Regions from separate parts of the Homo sapiens genome. Here region 1 is linked to region 2. The links are chromatin contacts, found by Hi-C or POLR2A ChIA-PET in ENCODE. All regions are on one chromosome and are shown on one strand. The core of a region is the stretch at or near the end of the contact, and the rest is flanking DNA. Distances in the headings are between cores, read along the strand shown.

Evidence for each region. Hi-C counts contacts between places; a loop is a spot of excess contacts on that map. ChIA-PET counts read pairs that join two places held with the same protein, here RNA polymerase II (POLR2A). Pooled maps may share reads with other maps.
Region 1: a loop to region 2 is called in a map of HepG2, with 16 times the contacts of the local background. The contact joins two enhancer-like sites. A Hi-C loop is called at or near these places in 5 of 168 maps with a recorded cell type or tissue (HepG2, K562, OCI-LY7 and 2 more), 4 of 37 single-sample maps with no recorded cell type and 11 of 50 pooled maps. POLR2A ChIA-PET finds 5 or more read pairs at or near these places in 13 of 52 experiments (AG04449, H1, HepG2 and 9 more).

What each region holds. Positions count from the first base shown.
Region 1 is chr16:48,431,353-48,437,244 of GRCh38, forward strand. No RefSeq gene overlaps it. Among named protein-coding and RNA genes, the nearest start is that of SIAH1, 49 kb to the left of the region's middle. RefSeq lists enhancers at 735-1,279, 1,091-1,210. Within about 2 kb of position 3,724, at least 3 of the 41 ENCODE cell types and tissues checked have a DNase peak (open chromatin) inside an H3K27ac peak, as active enhancers do.
Region 2 is chr16:48,350,303-48,355,771 of GRCh38, forward strand. It overlaps LONP2 (lon peptidase 2, peroxisomal), which reads left to right. Exons shown (of 15, transcript NM_031490.5): 15 at 1,279-5,469. The coding sequence ends at 1,500. Among named protein-coding and RNA genes, the nearest start is that of SIAH1, 32 kb to the right of the region's middle. Within about 2 kb of position 3,454, at least 7 of the 41 ENCODE cell types and tissues checked have a DNase peak (open chromatin) inside an H3K27ac peak, as active enhancers do.

The DNA.
Region 1 (5,892 bases), core at 2,474-4,973, 81 kb after region 2:
CGGATTACCTGAGGTCACATGTTCAAGATCATCCTGGGCAATGTGGTGAAACCCCATCTCTACTAAAAATACAAAAATTAGCTGGGCGCGGTGGTGCATGCCTCTGATGCCAGCTACTCGGGAGTCTGAGGCAGGAGAATCGCTTGAACCCGGGAAGTGGAGGTTGCAGTGAGCTGAGATGGCGCCACTGCACTCCAGCCTAAGAGACAGAGCGAGACTCCATCTCAAAAAAAAAAAAATTAATTAATTAAAAAAATAAAATAAAACCAAGCTCCTCTGCTCAGCTTGTCAGAGCACTCATCTGTCTTATGAAATAAGTGTTGCCTGATTCTGGAATCACAAATAAAAGCCAATTAAGATCTTTAAACTAAACTTGTTGTAATTTTGTCTGTTGAAAGAGGTTTGCCATGGAATTAACAGAAGTCACCTTAAATTCAGGTCTTTTTCACACCTTGGACAAAACACACAGCTGAAGCAGGATGTCAGCTCACAAATGTTCATTTACTTCACTCCACAAAAATATACACTAGGCTGAGTCCTGGAGATTCAGCGCACACCTTCAAGGACCCTTTAGGAGAGTAGACAGATTTTGTGAATTAAAATGGCAATTAATAGGGCCTTCTCCCTATTAAATGTATTCATAACATTTTGCACCCAATTTAGGAGGCTCCTGGGCCACCCCTAAAGCCCATCCTTGGAAGGATTCATGAACTTTTTGCTCTAAGAGTCTAAGAACTTAGGACCACCGTGTTTCTTATCACTTCCATGGATCCTAGGGCAAGGGTGCTTCTTGGGAAGCCAGCAGCCAGGAGACTCCTCTTGCAAGAAGATCCTGGAACATCTCTTCTGTTCACAGAGATATTCCAAGTGGAACCAAAGACAAGTCGAGCACCTTTGTTTACAGCTGAAGAAACTGGAAACCCAGAAAGGGGAAGTTTCACACAAGGTCTACTTCCTCATCCACTTAGAGATCACAATAACAATAGTCACAATTGCTGCCTCAATGGAGTGCAGGGGAGTGGCAGTCACTCAAAGATCCTTCCAACACTCTGGCCTGGGCTTGATCATCCCTGTTCTCCAGAGTCAGAGAGGACGAGTGGCTTGTCAGGTCACACAGCAGGAAGTAGCCCAGCTTGGCACAGAACTCAGTTCTGTGGAACTTCAAAGCAGGATGCCAACAGTTAAGAGGGCTATAAAGGTGGCAGAGACACTGTCTTTGCCCTCATGAAGCTGGTAATCTTATTGGCTCTGGGGATGGGGCATTAATATGTAAAGAAGTTAACATAGGGGCAGTGGCTGATCCCTGTAATCCCAGCGCTTTGAGAGGCCAAAACAGGAGGATCACTTGAGGCCAGGAGTTCAAGACCAGTCTGGGCAACATAGCGAGGCCCTGTTCCCTACAAAAATAAACAAACAAATAAATAAAATAAAGAGTAAATAAAAAGTTAGCATATTTATTGAATGCTTATACCTGGCCTGGAGAGATGCTCCCCGGGATAGAGCCCTGAGTCCTGAATCCATGCTGCCGGATTTTGCATTCTCTTTGGCTCAGATGATAGTTGTTTTTGTTTTTTTGAGATGGAGTCTCACTCTGTTGCCCAGGCTGGAGTGCAGTGGCGCCATCTCGGCTCACTGCAACCTCCACCTCCCAGGTTCAAGTGCTTCTCATGCCTCAGACTCCCGAGTAGCTGGGATTACAGGCATGTGCCACCATGCCTGACTAATTTTTGCAGTTTTAGTAGAGACAGAGTTTTGCCATGTTGCCCAGGCTGGTCTCGAACTCCTGGCCTCAAGTGATCCACCCACCTCGGCCTCCCAAAGTGCTGGGATTACAGGTATGCGCCACCATGCCCGGCCTGAAATCACAGTTTTAATGCTGTGCACACTCAGGCTGCAGTTTGTAGAGTTCTGTCAGGCAGAGAGCAGGTGTCCTAGTTTCCTCAATTTTGCACCAACCAAGGGCCTCTGTGACTCCCACCTGGAGCCCTGCTTGTCTCCTCCAGCTTGCACATAAGAGGCAGCTGTGCTGAGTCTTTCTGCCTTGGTGGGGAGGTGAGAACTGCGCAGGGGGACAGGGAGCCTCTGCGGGGGTGGGAGGTCCTCTAATCAGCCTGCCATCAGTTATTGATCAGACCCCCGGGTCAGAACTTCTCCCTGGCCACGAGGCCTGGTTGACCTCTCCAGCCCGATCTGTTTCTCCACGGTCCTCCTTACCCCACTACCAATCCATATTTGCACCTGCCTGAACAGATACGCAGTTGCCGCCTTCCTTGCGTTGTCCACACAGCTCCCCTGCCTGGAAGGCCCTGGCCGTCCTGATCGCCGGGCAGTGAGTTCCTGTCCTTCCTTCACAGGCTGCTCACGCTCCAGTTCTGCGAGGCCCTCCCTGACCTCCAGCCTAACTTTGAGCCCTGCTGTTTTCAATGCCTCTGTTTCTGTCATTTCACTTGTCTTTCTCCTTCTTAGGGAGCCATATTCTTTCCTATGTCCCTGTCCTTTGCATGAGGCATAGTGTCCAGGACACACTCAAAAATACCAAAAAATGAAGGCACGCTCCTTCCCTTCTCTCCCTCTACACCCGGGCCTCATTTAATTATGCACAGACTCTGGGAGTTGGCAAGTATTCACTTCAATTCCTCACTTTACAGATGAGGAAACCAAGACCCAGAGAGAGGAAGTGACTTCCCCAAGGTCACAGGCTGTTGATAGAGTCCAGACTGAACCCAGGTTTCTTTCCTCCCTGTCTTGCACCCTATTCCCTTCCCCATGCCTCTCAGAGTAGCCTTTCTCTTGGGGAAATGATGATTTTATTTAGCCACAAGGACCCTGTGATTGGATTAGGTTGTCCTCAAGACAACAGAGGGGGCCTCCAAGAAAGACATCTTTAATGGTGGAGGAGGAAGGAAGTGTAGAATAAGAATTGCTACAAACTTTGGTTTCCTCCTGTGTAAAACTGGGAGCCTGACCCCTGTCCTGCAGCAGTGTTCTGAGGATATGTGTTGATGTAAGAGCCGAGGTTCTCATTCATGAAAAGCTTATATCACATGCTTCTCTTGCTGGCGGAATATCGCTTCTTCAGTCAAGAGCTTTTATAATCTGGCCCAAATTACCTTTCCAGACTCATCTTATCCTATTCTAGCCCAACAGCTCACACTCCAGCCACATCTGGCTCCTCCCCTGTCCTAACCATTTCCTACCCTTTCCTCCTCTGTACCTATTTCCTCAGCCTGGACTAGCCTTTCCTCTCAATCCAACTATTGCATCCCCGGTCCATTTCTGGGTCCAGTTCAAAGACCACCTCCTCTGAGAAGTCTTCCCTGATAGCCCTCCTTTCTGTGTCTCTGACGGTTTGCTCACTCTTCTCCTTAGGCATGGCTTGGTCATTTCCATTTGGATAAATGTTCCTCTTCCTTTTACCCTGTGGGTTTCTTGAGAGCAGAGATCCTGTGCTGTCAATATCTGTGTTTCCTGCAGCTCTTAGGCAGCTCTAGTACAGAGCAGTTGCCCCATCCTGTCTGTGGTAAGCAAGAAATAAAGGCTTCCTGGGACAGAGTCAATGTGAAGAAAGATAACACCAGGCAGAGCCTTCAGGTGAAGCAGGAACATGGCTTCCAAGAACACTAATCATTGGTTTTGCAGAGCAAACCCCTAGCTGGCTCCTTTGTGTGCCTATTTTGGCCCAACTTTCACGTCAGCACGTTTCCACCATCCCCAAGCTGGAACTTCCCTCTGCCTCTCCGTGACTGACCCTTGCCTCACCAGATGTTTATTTTGCCTCCCAGGCTGAGGAGTTTAGACACTGCTCTTGCAATAGGGGCCCCAGGCAGCTGTGTGACCTTGGCATGTTACTTTGCATCTCTGAGCCTTGGTGCACCTCCTCTGCAAAACAGCAATTTAAAATAGCACCTGACTCCTGGGTTGCTGTGTTAATTAGATGAGCCAAGACATGGGAGGTGCCTAGCCCAGTGCCTGACACGAAGTAAATACTCAATTAAAGATGGAAAAAACAAAAATAAACTCACTTAGTATGTGTTTCCCTCTGTGTTGCCAAAACCTGTTCCTGGACCCTTGCCACCCATCTTGCTGTTTGGCGAGTCTTGCTTGGGGCAGTTTCCAGCTGCCCCCTGCCGGGAGCACCCCTGATGGAAACCTGGGACCCAGGAAGGAGGAGGTGCTGACACGACTGTGAATCCACGGTCACCAAGCTGCCCCTTGCCCAGACTGTGGGTAAAACCTACATAAGTAACAGATCTACAAAGTATTAATTTTTTTTGTTTTGTTTTTTTGAGATGGAGTCTCACTCTGTCGCCCAGGCTGGAGTGCAGTCGTGTGATCTCTGCTCACTGCAACCTCCACCTCCTGGGTTTAAGCGATTCTCCTGCTTCAGCCTCCTGAGTAGCTGAGATTACAGGCACATGCCACCACGCCAGGCTAATTTTTGCATTTTTAGTAGAGACACAGTTTCACTATGTTGGCCAGGCTGGTCTCAAACTCCTGACCTCAAGTGATCCACCTGCCTCGGCCCCCCAAAGTGCTGGGATTACAGGCCGTAGCCACCGCGCCCGGCTTTTTTACTTTTTAAAGATCTAATGTCACAAATGGGAAGAATCCTGCCTTCTGGGAGGCCCTCATGTGTGCCTGGCCCGGAATCAGTCCCATCCAGCAAGGGCATTGATGAAAATTCTCAGGACATCTAACACAAAGTGGTGCTTCCTGGCACTTGTGGCTGCACCAGTACGAGGCTGATCTGCTGCTTGGCTCACCTCCCCAGAGCAGAGCTCCTTTCTGGCCCTCTCTAATCATGGCCCATTTCCAAGAAGAAAATGACAACAAAGTCCTAGGCAAAGCATTGGAGTCCTGGCCTTGGCTTTAACCTCCTGGGACTGATTGCATCCCTCTCTGGCTCTCCCACCTGGAGGGCAATTCCCGCCTGCAGTGGAAAGCAGTAGCTGTGTGCAAGTCTTAAAGTTCTCAGTGGCATATTTAGAAATAACAGAGGGAATTAGGTTTCATAAAACCATCTATTTAAGTGGCTCCAAATTAAGCCCCATTGTGATCTCTCTCTGTCTCTCTCTCTCTCTCTCTCTCTGGTTCCTTATATCCTGATTGTTCATGAGAGGCCCCATAGGACATGTGAGAACACCCCCTTTTTTTTTTTGAGACAGTCTCACTCTGTCGCCCAGGCTGGAGGGCAATGGCACAATCTCGGCTCACTGCAACCTCCACCTTCCAGGTTCAAGCAATTCTTATGCCTCAGCCTCCGGAGTAGCTGGGATTATAGGCGTGTGCCACCACGTCCAGCTAATTTTTTGTATTAGAAACCTTTTTTTTTTTTTTTTTTTTCTGATAAACCAGCAGAAAGGCATTAGTCCTGGTAACTAATCAAGTCAGGAATTGCCGAGAGGAGGGAGAAGGGGAGGTGCAGGGCCAAGGCTGGGACTATTAACACATTTGGATTTTTGGAGGAATAGTTTATTACTCCTCCTCCTCCAGCTCCTTCTATATTCAAGGGTTTTCAAGCGGGAAAAGTTGAGGTCTTGGCCTTGGGTGACTTTCATAGCCACATGACCTTAGCAATGGATTGGTTGATGCAGAACTTCTCATTGATGACTTTGTAAACCCTTGGTTAGCTCACTGCTGTCTTGCTGCTTCTCTGTGTCAGAATTAAGAAACTACTCTAGGTCTTTCAACAGTGGGAGTTTAACACAAGGAATTGCTTACATAGATAATGGAAGGATGAAAGGCTGAACGGGATAGTGAGGAACACAGCTTAGCACCAGCAGGAAGCTTCTTACTCCAAGGTTGAGGAGATGAAGCCCAGAAGCCAGTGTTGGTGGCAGCAGCTAGAACCATGGCAGGGCTGCCCGTGAGAGCTCGCCCCATGGAGGTGAG
Region 2 (5,469 bases), core at 2,204-4,703:
GCTTGAACCTGGGAGGCAGAAAGTTGCAGTGAGCCAAGATTGTGCCACTGCACTCTAGCTTGGGTGACAGAGTAAGACTGTCTCAAAAAAAAAAAAAATAGTAATGAAAGCTGTGAGGGAAAATGTTTTACATCTAGTCTTGTATACATGGCCTTAGTATCAATCAAGTGTGAAAGTAAAATATTTTCAAACATGCAAGGAATCAGTTCATCTTACACTCTTTTGAAGAAGGTACTTTGAAGGAGTACTTCAGCAGCATGAACAAAACCTTGAAAGAAGATGCCAGTGGGGCGGGAAGGCCTGGAGCAGCCAGCCAGTCTTAATTGGAGCAGATGCAACACATTACCCCAAAGCAAGAATACTCCATACTCTTCAAGTTCCTGTGGGCCAGGAATTCAGGAGAGGCTGAGCTGGGTTCTTGTGGCCCAGGGTCTCTGGCCTTACAGTCTAGGTTCCAGCCAGGCTGCAGTCACATGAAGGCTGACAGGCTGGAGAAACTGCTTCCATGGTGGTTGACTCATGTGACTGGCAAATTGGTCCCATCTAGTGGCAGGAGGCCCCAGTTCCTCACCTGATGGACTTGCCCATAGGCTGCTTGAGTGACCTCAGACATTATGACTGGCCACCTCCAGGGCAGGTGATCAAGAGAGATTCAGGCAGCAGCTCTCGTTTTTTGTGACTCAGCCGTGGAGATCATACAGCATCACTCCCACCACACTCTGTTTCTTACCGAGTCACAAAGCCTGGCCCACATTCAAGCAGGGGGACCATTGTAGACATGTTTGAAAGCCACCATAGGAGCCTAGTTTAGGGATACATTTTCTTCATTAACCAGCATGGAGGTTCTGGCTTTAAACCTGTAGAGAGGGAAGTAACCCCAGCACACAGCTAAGCTCTGCAGGAGCGGCGCTCATGGTCAGAATCACGTGCTGCTTTTTCAGATCAACCTAAAGACTAGACGGTTGTGATTACACCTGAATGCCAATTTACTTTGACAGCATTTATAAAAACAATCATTGACAGAAGAGGAACTCATACCTATCAACAATTTAGAATCCCCCTCATCAGAGTCTTTAATATAACACCAATTGAAACATTAAAAAAAGGTTACTACTTATCCTTTTTCCTGGCTTTCCTAGCTCATGCTATAACAAAACGGAAGATGATTTGGATGTTTTAAAATAGTAGTGGTTAAATTCAGTGAAAGAAAGCTGGGTCAGGGTTTCTTTCAGCTTGAGGGTGATCATTAACCCTAAAAACTTTTTTCTCTCCTTACAGGTGGGTGGAATTAAAGACAAAGTGCTGGCGGCACACAGAGCGGGACTGAAGCAAGTCATTATTCCTCGGAGAAATGAAAAAGACCTTGAGGGAATCCCAGGCAACGTACGACAGGATTTAAGTTTTGTCACAGCAAGCTGCCTGGATGAGGTTCTTAATGCAGCTTTTGATGGTGGCTTTACTGTCAAGACCAGACCTGGTCTGTTAAATAGCAAACTGTAGGTCCAAATCTCAATTTTTTAGAATTTTAAGTTATGAAGTGCTCAAAGGTACTGACACAGTTGATTTTATTCACACCATTAGGGGTATGCAAGATGTCCCTGTTTTATAAACATAATCACAACAGTAATAAACCTCAAGTAGTGGCTAGTGTTTAGTATAGAAATATAAGATGTTGATTTAGTAAACTGATAAAAATCGAATTCTTGTCTTTTTAGTGGGATCCTTACTGTCCCTGGAAAGATATAGCATAGTGGTTCTCAGCACAGTCTCCAGAACAGAAGCATCTGTAGTACCTGGTAACTTGTTAGAAATGTACATTCTCAGGCTCCACAGCAGGCCGCCTGAATCAAATCCTGGGAGGTGGGGACAGAAATCTGTGTTTTAAGAAGCCTTCCAGGTAATTCTGCTGCACACTCAAGTTCAGGAACCACCGGTATAGACCATTACCTTAGTGGATTTACCTGTAGAGTTTATTGGATCCTGAAACCAATCAATTACTTAGAACTAGGCAAAGATGAAAGTATAGCCAACTATTCTTGGCTATATATATATATTCAAGTGGGCCGGGCGTGATGGCTCACACCTGTAATTCCAGCACTTTGGGAGGTCGAGGTAGGCAGATCACCGAGCCCAAGAGTTCAAGACAATCCTGGCCAACGGCGAAACTCTGTCTCTACAAAAAATATACAGGCGTGTTAGCATGTGCCTGTAATCCCAGCTTCTTGGGAAGCTGAGGCACAAGAATTGCCTGAACCCAGGAGGTGGAGGTTGCAGTGAGCTGGGATCGCGCCATTGCACTCCAGCCTGGCTGACAGAGCGAGACTGTCTCTAAAAAAAAAAGACTCAAGTGGACCCTACAATGAAGCCTACACATCCCAATAGAAGCCCCTTCTTATGCTGAGGGAAGCAGCCCTCAGAACATGATAGCTTGTATCCAGCAGAGTGGCACGTGCTGGCACACCTCACAGAAGCACCCTGGCCCTGGATGCCTGCAACCTCAGAAGAGTGCAGCTCCCAGAGGGAGGCAGCCATCCATCTGGGATGGTCCTAAGCATGGAATCCTAACTCCTGATTCCGTCTCCTATTTCTTGCTTGGCTACGCCAGTTCCCAAATCTGGTAGATGTCCATGCCCATGTGCTCCTGCTGGGACTCAATTCAGGCTATGTATGACTATGAAGTCAGGCTCATCTGCTTACTGGCTGTGTGAACTTTTTGTATCTTGGTTTTCTTCATCCATGAAATCCAAGTAATACTACCTAATTGTTACTGTGGAGATTAAGTTCAAATGCAATGTATAGTAATATTAAGCAATTTCTAGTTATTATTCTAGCCAGTAATGGACTTCAGAATCTTTTATTACACAATATAAGAATATGTATGTAAAGACATTTTGGAATTTCCTGGATGAGAAGGAAGTCTGGGCTGGGCATGGTGGCTCACGCCTGTAACCCTAGCACTTTAGGAAATCGAGGCGAGTGGATCACTTAAGCTCAGGAGTTCAAGGCCAGCCTGGGCAACATGGCAAAACCCCATTTCTACAAAAAATACAAAAATTAGCTGGGCATGGTGGCACCCGCCTGTAGTCCAGCTACTTGAGGCTGAGATGGGAGGATGAGGGAGGTCGGGGCTGCAGTGAGCCAAGATCACGCCACTGCACTCCAGCACCCTGGGCGACAGAGTGAGACCCTGTCTCAAAAAAAAAAAAAAAAAAAAAGATTGGGCCAAAATACTGTGATAAAATAGCAGGCCTGCTGATAAAAGTTTATCTGAATGCATTGAGAGGAAAAGTCCAGACCTAGGACTAGTTATGGCAGTTGGAGAGAAAGAACATCGGGATGTTTGAAAATATGCCATTGACTATCTTAACTACTGTAATTTTATCATTTCCAACGTCATCTAACTGGGGACTAGAACAAACTGTGAATTCACTTTCAGCAACCAGAGGGCGCTAATCCACACCCACATCGCTCTGCCCTGTTCCACCCAGCAGGGGCAACAAGGATATAACTTGGGGTTCTCGGTATTCTTCCTTTAGTCCTGACACAGGCAGCCTTGCACTTTGTAGCAGCAGGAGGGCACTTGCTTTAAGCATATCTTTCGAAAGGCATCCATTGAGAGAATAATGCATTCTCCCCTTGCTGTGTATGACATGGAACAGTATGACCATTGCACTAGCTTTGTTTTTGGTTTGTTTTGTTTTTTTTTTAATTCCAGGGGTGGGAGGTTGGTTGGTTGAAGTCTAAGCTCTTCCTTTTTCACCTGGGTTTTTTTTTTTTGGGGGGGGTGGGGGGTTAGGGGTGGGGCGGGTGGGGAAGAGCCAAAATTTTAACCATTTTTAAGCATATAATTTGGGGGTATCAGTTACTGGATCTAAGCATGTCCACTCTACACGCTTTTTTTTTTTTTTTTTTTTTTTTTTTTTGAGATGGAGTCTTGCTCTGTTACCCAGGCTGCACTGCAGTGGCATGATCTCGGCTCACTGCAACCTCTGCCTCCCCAGTTCAAGCAATTCTCATGCCTCAGCCTCCCAAGTAGCTGGGACCACAGGTGTGTGCCACCACGCCCAGCTAATTTTTGTATTTTTTAGTAGAGACAGGGTTTCACCATGTTGGCCAGGCTGGTCTCAAACTCCCAACCTCAAATGATCCGGCCACCTTGGCCTCCCAAAATGCTGGCATTACAGGCGTGAGCCACCACACCCGGCTTACATGCATTTTTTATCACCACAAACTGAAACTCTGTACCCACTGAAAAAGAGCTCCAAATTCCACCCTCACCCCAGACCCTGGTAACCACTATTTCACTTTCTTTCTGAATTTCCCTTCATATGAGTGGGATCAAACAAGAGTTGTCCTTTTGTGTTTAGCATTCTTACTTAGCAAGCCATCAACTGCTCGAACAGTCACTGGGGCAACTACTTTTCGCCCAGTGTCCTCCAGAAAAGAAAGATCTGGAGGGTCAGGCCACTCTTTTTCTTCAAAATAATGGGGTGCAGAAGGGTAGGGATGAACCTCTTCCTCCTTTGCCACTTTAGCTTTAGCTCAAAGGAACTCCAACTTTTTATTATTTGCAACAGTTAGCTTTCTTTGTTTCACATCTCTGCCTTGCAGAACCATGACCTATCAAGGTGTTTTGTCAAACAAAAACTAATACTTTCCCTGGGAAAAAGCCATGTGGTAGCAAGTACCAGAAATTTTTATGGCCAAATAATACACCACTATATCCATAGACCGCATTTGGTTTATCCACTCATCTGCTGATTGTTTCCCCCTCTTGGGTATTATGAGTAATGCTATGAACATGGGTGTACACATCTCTCTTGAAGTCCCTTCTTAGGTCCTTTAGGGATACATATCCAGGAGCAGAACTACTAGATCACATATGCTAAGGTCTGAATGTCCCCCCACCAAATTCGTATGTTGAAGCAACCACCAACGTGATAGGTGAGGCTTTAGGAGGTGATTATGTCATGAGAGCTCCATCCTCATTAATGGATTTAGTGCCTTTATAAAGGGGCTCAAGGGAACCAATTACCTCCTTTTTGCCCTTCGATTCCCTTCCACCATATGAGGACACAGCAACAGGCCCCGTCCTAGAAGCTGAGACTGGGCCCTCAATAGATGATACCAGTCTGCCAGCACGCTGATCGTGGGCTTCTCAGTCTTCACAACTATGAGAAATAAATTCGTACTTTTAAATTACCCAGTCTCAGGTATTCTGTTACGGTTAACACAAATGACTAAGACAACAGGATAATTCTGTTTAACTTTTTGAGAACTGCCAAACTTTTCCACCGCAGCTGCACCATTTGACATTCCTTCCAGCAATGCACAAATGTTCCAGTTTCTCCACATCCTTGCCAGCACTCATTTTCTGGGTTTTTTATAATAGCCCTCCAAATGGGTGTGACGTATTTTGATTCTATGTCCCTAATGACTAGTGATGTTGAGCATTTTCTAGCATTGATT